2 separate regions of the Homo sapiens genome follow, and region 1 is linked to region 2. Evidence: chromatin contacts called from ENCODE Hi-C or POLR2A ChIA-PET data. All regions are on one chromosome and are shown on one strand. The core of a region is the stretch at or near the end of the contact, and the rest is flanking DNA. Distances in the headings are between cores, read along the strand shown.

What was found. Hi-C counts contacts between places; a loop is a spot of excess contacts on that map. ChIA-PET counts read pairs that join two places held with the same protein, here RNA polymerase II (POLR2A). Pooled maps may share reads with other maps.
Region 1: a loop to region 2 is called in a pooled map, with 7 times the contacts of the local background. The contact joins the enhancer-like site here to the promoter of P4HA1 in region 2. A Hi-C loop is called at or near these places in 6 of 50 pooled maps. POLR2A ChIA-PET finds 5 or more read pairs at or near these places in 6 of 52 experiments (BJ, Caco-2, GM12878 and 2 more).

Annotation. Positions count from the first base shown.
Region 1 is chr10:72,560,791-72,565,192 of GRCh38, forward strand. It overlaps MICU1 (mitochondrial calcium uptake 1), which reads right to left. Exons shown (of 12, transcript NM_001195518.2): 3 at 2,105-2,273. Among named protein-coding and RNA genes, the nearest start is that of MICU1, 63 kb to the right of the region's middle. RefSeq lists a silencer at 1,166-1,275. Within about 2 kb of position 2,726, at least 3 of the 41 ENCODE cell types and tissues checked have a DNase peak (open chromatin) inside an H3K27ac peak, as active enhancers do.
Region 2 is chr10:73,095,158-73,099,522 of GRCh38, forward strand. P4HA1 (prolyl 4-hydroxylase subunit alpha 1) reads right to left here and starts at 1,709. Exons shown (of 15, transcript NM_001017962.3): 1 at 1,609-1,709. RefSeq lists enhancers at 1,090-1,845, 2,090-2,159 and a silencer at 1,730-2,059.

The DNA of each region.
Region 1 (4,402 bases), core at 1,476-3,975, 530 kb before region 2:
ATCCAGGAGGCAGAGGTTGCAGTGAGCCTAGATCACACCACTACACTCCAGCCTGGGCGACAGACCGAGACTCCATCTCAAAACAAACAAACAAAACACAAAACTTATGGCATAAAAATGTGGTTTATTATTTCTTAAATTATAGATAAATTCTTAACATGTCTATATAGATTATGTAAAAGAATGAATATACAAAGAATGACTGAAAAAAACAGAATGAAGACAGAATAAGTGTTGAAATAGATTATTAGAGATACAGAAAGACATTAAAACAATTATCCTTGAACAGGGAAAAGATAGCTCTTCCTCTGAAACTTCAGTGAAAGAAATAAGAATTATTTCAAATACAGATTAGATAGATTTTGTAACTATAAGGGTTGGAATTTGAGTAAATCACACAGATAGCTTTAATTTTTTCTATGAAGTATGAGATATGCTCATCTGCTGAGCAGAAGGCAGGAGTAGAAAATGGAAGTAGGTTCAAAATAAATGTTTATTTGGGACATTTTAGCTGTATTTTACGAAATGGAAAGTGTGACTGGCCTGTAGATGAAACTGCTGGCACAGAGTAAAGTTGTGCTTTCTTTGAATTCACTCAGGGCAAAACAATAAATAAATGTATCCTGACAGAAAAACAAGGACACTTGATAATTGACTTGTGATGCATGACTTTTGTTCAATTCACCTCTATCAGAAATGGATTTGGGTATAGAGAAAACACATTTAATAATTTCATCTAGGCTGGGCATGGCGGCTCATGCCTATAAACCCAGCACTTTGGCAGGCCGAGGCAGACGGATCACCTGAAGTCAGGAGTTCGAGGCCAGCCTAGCCAACATGGTGAAACTCCATCTCTCCTACAAATACAAAAATTAGCGGGGCATGGTGGTGCATGCCTGTAATCCCAGCTATTGGGAAGCTGAGGCAGGAGAATCGCTTGAACCCAGGAAGCGGAGGTTACAGTGAGCCAAGATCATGCCATTGCACTCTAGCCTGGGCAACAGAGGGAGACTCTGTCTCCAAAAATAAAAAAATTACTTCATCTAACATATGAAACCAGACAGAAGATCCAGATTTTACAAAGAACTCTTCTTGCAAACACAAACCACAAACACACAAAACGCAGAAATAACTCAAATTATCTTGTTGCATTATTAGCTATAGTTTAGCAACTGAACGCAACTCCCTGAATTTTAACCTTGACATGCAAAATGTCTAAGAAATCCATCCTTTTCATTGTTCATCACTCATGTTTGCTGAACTCAAATACCTGATATCATAGGAACTGCTGTAGTGGAACTGAAACTTCGCTGAGGCAAAGCTACATAACAGCAGGTTGTGTTAATTACATAAAATCTTTTTTTTTTTTTTTTTTTTTTTTGAGACTCAGTCTTGCTTTGCCGCCCAGGCTGAAGTGCAGTGGCACAATCTCAGCTCACTGCAACCTCCACCTCCCGGGTTCAAGCAATTCTCCTGACTCAGCCTCCTGAGTAGCTGGGACTACAGGTGCATGCCACCATGCCAGGCTAGTTTTTGTATTTTTAGTAGAGACAGGGTTTCATCACATTGGCCAGGTTGGTCTTGAACTTCTGACCTCAGGTGATCCACCCACCTCCGCCTCCCAGAGTGCTGGGATTATAGGCATGAGCCACCATGCGGGGCCTAATTACATAAAATCTTGATAGTCATTTGAAGTTTGTGCTGTCCTCAAAGTTACTTGGTCTTCTAGAAGTTATGTTTCCAAAGAGATTTTATTCTGTCTCTACAACCCGATATCAGAAATACCACAAAGACTCAACTTAACATATATGATAACATTTAGCATCAGGAAGATCCAGAAAAAAAGAATCACCTTAGGCAGTTGAACTGAAAGAACTAAGAAAAAATATGCTAATCATGGTTATTGGTCCTAGATCCTTTTAACTACCTCCTTTAACCTCACATTCCAAGAGTACTTTTGGCTTAGAACATGATAGAAAATAGCAAAGAAGTGATAACTTGAAAGTGAAGATGAACCATCTGAAACATATGATTAAAAAGATTGAACTGCATTATTCTACTTTAAGATATACTTCTGATCAACTTATAAGACTATGTTTCATACTTTTCTGTCTCTGAATCCAGAACGTTTCTTCTTTTTCTCTTCTGGGTGAGGGGCAAGATCTGCAGTCTTTTTCTCATGGTTACAAACATCCCCTTCATCTTTATTCTTCCCTTTATCACCGATGTCACTTTTTAGGTTGTCTACACATGGTGGAGATTCTGCATGGGCCCTGGATATGCAAAAAAGAAATCTAGATTAATCTTGAACGTCCATCATACTAGACAAATAAGCAAACAGATACAGCTTAGCAGAGCAACAGCAATGAAATTTGTCAAATATTCTACATGAAGAAGTTCCTCAAAAAATATAAAATAGAACTTCCACATGATCTCTGGTTATATATCCCAAAGAAATGAAAGGGTCTCAAATAAATATTTGCACATCCATGTTCACAGCAGCACTATGCACAATAGCTGAAAGGTGGAAACAACTCAAAAGTCCATTGGCAGATGAATAAACAAAATGTGGTATATACAGATAATGGAATATTTTTCAGCTTTAAAAGGAAAGGAAATCCTGTCACAAGCTACAACGTGGATGAATCTTGAGGGCGTTATGCTAAGTGAAATAAACCAGTCACAAAACCACAAATATTGTATGACTTCACTTACATGAGTTACCTGGAATATTTAGATTTACAGAAACAGAAAGTAGAATGGGGGTTACCAGGGGCTGAGGGAAGGGGAAGCAAGGAAGTTGCTCTTGAATAAGTAGAGTTTCAGTTTTGCAAGATGAAAACGTTCTGGAGATCTGTTTCACAATGATGTGAATACCCTTTAAACTACTGAACTGCATATTTTAAAATGGTGAAGACATGTGACAGAAGCCCTCATCCACACGTCTTCCCATTGAAACCAGAGACGATGAGCCCTTCCAGTACAAAAACTAAATGTACTAGACTTCCAGCCATAGAGCGCCTCCTTGTTCTTCATCTCACTCCAACTCTTCCCATTCTCATTCTCCCCTTGTCCCAACTGTAACTGAAAGGGTGGAATATCAAGGTCTTTAGAAAAAAATGGTTAAGATGTAAGTTTTATGTTATGCACCTTTCACTACAATAAAAAGGAACATAAATAAAGAAGAAATAGGGGACCAAAATAATATAAGTATTTCTTTTTTAAAAAATAATATAAGTATTTCTGGTAGTTGAAGCCATTGCTGCAATGATATAATACTAAAATTAATTAAATATTACAGAACTGATGAAATACAAAAAGAAGACTTTTGCTTACAGCCATAATGGAGCAAACGATAATAGATCTGACTTCCTACCAGGGCAAAAATACAGAAAATTGAACAAAATATATCAAATGACTGCTTTCAGACACTGCACAGTATGCAACTCTCTAAGAAAATGGTGGCCTGGCCAGGCGTGGTGACTCACACCTGTAATCCCAGCACTTCGGGAGGCCGAGGTGGGTGGATCACTTGAGGTCAGGAGTTCGAGACCTGCCTAGCCAACATGGCAAAAAACCATCTCTACTAAAAATACAAAAGTTAGCCGGGTGTGGTGGTGCTTGCCTGGTCCCAGCTACTTGAGAAGCTGAGGCAGGAGAATGTCTTGAACCCAGGAGGCAGAGGTTGCAGTGAGCCGAGATTGTACCAATGTACTCCAGCCTGGGTGACAGAGTGAGACTCCATCTCAAAAAGAAAAAAAAAAAAAAAAAAAGAAAAGAAAAATGGAGGCCTATAATTGCCCAGAATTTCTGTCTGGAAACATTTTCTAGACCACAAAGAGGATCCCAAGCCAAATACAGTGATCTTGCTAAACTAAAGTGACAGAGATCAAAGTTTGGAAAACCTGAGGTGCCTGGAATTGGTGAGGCAGAGGACTCAAAAGGAAAAAGTCACACAGAGAAAGAGCTCCAAAAATGTACACAGAACACTCTCGAGTATTGAGTCAACACTCAGCAGTGCATTCTTAGGATGAAACTACACAAAGTAGTTGCCAAGGAGCCACAGGCCAGTCAATTTCCAGAGCTCACAAGCAGGAAACAATCAAGCTCTACCAAGTCAGACTAGAGGAACCTCACTGAACACCCAAGGCATTTAGTAACATCCCAGAAAGATCATGCTATATTAATAGGGCTAAGATAGCTCTAGAGGCTGGGCATGGTGGCTCATGCCTGTAATCCCAACACTTTAGGAGGCTGAGGTGGGCAAGTCACTTGACCCCAGGAGTTCAAGACCAGCTTGACCAACATGGTGAAACCCTATCTCTACTAAAAATACAAAAAAAAAAAAAAAATTACCCAAAGGATCATACATCATGCTGCTATAAAGACACACGCACACGTA
Region 2 (4,365 bases), core at 459-2,958:
TTTTCCCACATAAAGAAAAAAGTAAAATTTGAAGTTCACATTTCAGATTCTTAAATTACGCTCACAAGCTAAAAAAAAAAAAAAAAAAAAAAAAAAATCACGGGGTGTGTATTCACATTTCACATGAAGACAAAATATAGTTGAGGTTGTTCACTTTCAGCTTCTTGAATATATCGTCTTAGGATACCGATTTTCTCCATAGAAACTTGATTCTAAAAATCCCTTTAAAATGTTTTTTAAATTAACTTCCAACGTTCCTGCTATGCAGACTGAATTCTTCATCTGATTATTTTAGGAAAAGACTAGCCTCATTCATAAGCTACGTCTAAACCTAAAAGGGGAAATACGTTTCTAACCAGAACTTTAAAAAAAAAAAAAAAAAAGAGTAAAAAATTGATGAAAGAACGCTGCTGCCACGTCTTTGCCCCTCCCCCCTTCACGTAGTGGCTATTTCATCCCCTCCGAGTGCATTCCAAGCGAAAGTCCGAGAACCACTGCTCTCGGAGAAACCAGAAACAGTTAAGTGGAAATTGGCAAGTCTCTTTGGCCTTTTAGATCAATTCCTAAAAGAGGATCTAGCTGCTTCTTCAACCCTTTCTTAAAGAAAACAGTGCAAAATTCCAAGAGTCTTCACTCTATCCGGAACGCGTAAGATGTTAGTGTCTAAACATTGAATTTGTATGTAACAGAGTCGATTATTTAGGAGAAAGAGTCTCACAGTTATCATACCATCCTTCCTCCCCATTGAAACATACATCCGGGGGCCAGCCATGTAATCCAACTCAAAATCCTCACACAACCATGGAATTTGTTGGACTGATGTGGACTTTTAAAAGCTGCAAATTCTCGGCAGAGAGAGACAGAGAGACAGAGATTGAGAGAAGAGCTCTTGTCTCTTTTTAAAAAAAGTTATGGGGAAGAAGAGGGAAGGAAGCTTCCCTGACGACGAGGTGACCTGAGAGCCTACTTCCTCGGCGCTACGAGCAGAAAGCTCGGCGCCCCGGGCTACGTCTGGCAGCTAATGCTGCACCGCTGCGCGCAACAGATGAGTTCAGCCGGAACTTTCTGGGGAGGTCCCCCCAGCTCCCGGCGACTTTCGATAGGGCAAAAATGCCTGGCGCGCTGCGGATCCAGCTCCAAGCCTTAAAATCCGCTCTCCACCGCCACATGCGAACCATCTGCGGCTGTGGCGGCCAAAAGCCCACGCCCCGCGCTTGCGTTCCCCTTAGCCTCGTTAGGGAGGACCAGGTGCAGGGGAACTTGGAAAAAAAAAAAAGCAACAGAGTGATTCCTCCCCGGGAAGGAAAATTCAAGAAAGTCCTGGTCCCTAGGGCGGGGACTGAGGCTGCAGCAGCCCCAGCGGTCCGAGGCGCACTAGGGACAGAGGTGGGAAGGGGGGCACGAAGGAGCGCGGGCGCCGGGAGTCGCGTGGCGCAGGGAGAGGGGCCGAGTCTCCCGAGGGGAAGGAACCGAGGCTGCTGTGGTAACCTGGGGAACCCCCGCCCCAGAAGTACCACCACAGCGGGAAGGAATGGATCGCCGCAGCCGTCCGAGAAGGTCCACGGCTGCCCAGTGGCCTCAGTCTCCGGGATCGAGGGAGCGTCTCACCTGGAAAGTGGGACGAGAGGGCGGCGCGCTCTTCAGCCCCCAGTCGCCTCCACTCGGAGCGGCTACTTCCTACCCTCAGCCCGCTGGCGGCGCGACTGGGCAGCAGAGGGAGCCCGTTAGCCCTTTTATAACCTCTAGGCCGCGATGGCAGCGCCAGGGAGGAGGCGACTGCAGCCCTCGCTACGTGAGCTCGATCACACCAGCGCCCCGGCGACTGCGCAGGCGCCAAGCCCGTGCCTCCCTGCTGCCCCCACCCGTGGCCGGCCCGTGGAGTCTGAGGCCGAGAGGAGTGGCTGGGACCGGCCGCCGTGGTGTGGGTAAGCGGGAGTGGGATGTAACGCGCCTGCGCAGGGTTCTCGCCCCGCCACCGTTACCGTGGTTACCACGGGGTTTCCCCCGCTCCTGTTCAGTTTGCCTCCTTGATTTCAGGGTCCGCGTCAGGCCTAAGCGACGAGGCCGCCGGCAATAAAGTATCTTAAAAATGAGAAGAGGAACGTGGGAGTGTAGAAAATAAAGCAGAATTTTTCTAGGGTGGAAAATAATAGAGATTCAGTCTTGGTATCTCAGCTGTCTTGTTCCTCTCACATCTCAGCACTCATTTTATACTAATCGTGCTCTATCTCCTACCTTTATACCTTATCAGTAGATAATAGACTAAGAGCTCCAGGGTCAGGTTATCTCAATTCAAATCCTGCCTCAATCCTGTGTGTAACACTAGGCATTAACAACCTCTCCGTATCCGTTTACTCATCTGTAAAATAGAAATGACGGTACTACCCATCTTGTAAGATTCTTGTGAGAATAAAATGAGATAATGTATGTAAAGCACTTAACACATGCCTCACACACAGAAATGACTTAGTAAATATTAGATTCTCCAGTAACATTAATTTATATAAGGCACCCAATGTTGCGTTTGATCTTAGTCTAACATTTGCCTTAGTTATAAAGTAACCCCAAACCAAGGGTTTCTTTATATCTCCCTGTACTATGAGGGAGAATACAATGAAGAAGATAATTTTTTCCTTGTCAGTTAAAGAGAAAAATGAGTTGCTAAGACTTGTTATTCATTAAGAATTGTGGTTTCTAAAGTTTTCCATGTATGCTAAAAAGTATAGCAATAATTAACATTTGACTTACGCAGGAGGTGAGTGATTATATAGCTACAGAAAGAGAGAGAGGGTACTCTGGGAGCACTAGGCAACTAAAAAGTAGATATAATGATGTCTAAATCAATGGTTCTGAAAGCGTAGTCAGGGAATCCATAAGGTCAAAATTATTTTCATACTAAGACTTTATTTTCATACTAAGACTTACTGCCTTTTTCACTCTAATAACAATACAGTGAGGTCTTCCAGAGACTACATGCCTGTGATACAGATGGAACGCAGACACAGATATGAGAATCTTCTATTAGCCCAGACACTGAAGAGATTTGCAGAAATGTAAAATAATGCCACTCTTCTCACTAAATTATTTTGCTTTGGAAAATAGTTATTTTTCATTAAAAATATGTTATTAGGCCAAATGAAGTGGCTCACACCTGTAATCCCAGCACTTTGGGAGGCCGAGGCGGGAAGATCACCTGAGCCCAGGAGTTCGAAATCAGCCTGGGCAACATGGCCAGACCCTCTCTCAAAAAAAAAGTTATTTATGTTATGTTAACATGTAACAGGTTTATTATTGTTGTTTTAAATGAATAAATATTTTATATGTTTGTTTTAATTCCTAATATAGTAAATGTTGATAAATATGATCCACATAAAAGCTTTTTGGAGTCCTCAATACTTTTTAGGAGTATAAAGTAATTATAAGACCAAAGAGGCAGGGCGTGCGGTGGCTCACACCTGTAATCCCTGCACTTTGCGAGGCCAAGGCAGACGGATCACAAGGTCAGGAGATCAAGACCATCCTGGCCAACATGGTGAAACCCTGTCTCTACTAAAAATGCAAAAATTAGCTGGGCATGGTGGCAAACACCTGTAATCCCAGCTACTCAGGAGGCGGAGGCATGAGAATCATTTGGACCCAGGAGGCAGAGGTTGCAGTGAGCTGAGATCACACCATTGCACTCCAGCCTGGGGACAGAGTCAGACTCCATCTCAAAAAAAAAAAAAAAAACTTCCTCAAATGGAGCTGTAATCAACATATTCACTAGCCCTACATAGAGCTGACTCTGAAAGTTGACAGTTTACTCAGTAATTAAAATGGCCGTAGACTCTGAAGCAGATTTACTGTGAAGCTAAGGAGGCTTCAGCTTCAGGTGCCCTCATTTACACTAGCCCTTTCCAAGTCCCTGGAAGGGTCCCTAGTAATATGTTCACACTGTCCTATGCTTCTGTAAAATTTATAAAAGTAATGTATTTTAAACTGCAATCTTTAGTCCTTAGTGACTTCCCTCCACCATGTTTCCCTTTGTCTAGTGTTGGAGTGGCAAGCAAACATTTTTGAAATTTAGCTAAAGGGAAGTTGAGTTAGGAATACATTTGGTTTGAATTTACTGGGATATATTTTTATAACCCACAGTCACTTCCATGTGTAGTTAAGATATTGCCAGCTGTCCCAGTGGCTTCCAAGAATACTCCAATTGCCCGTTGTGCTGATCCACCCAGCATTGCAAAACAAAGGTGCAGGGCCAGAACTCTTGAAGTTATTTTAATGTGTCCAATGTTCTAGCATCAAAAACTATGTGAATAGTAGAAGAGAAGCAGGGTTGAAATTTTGGGAACCTGAAGCTAATCTGTGGGAAATTATTCC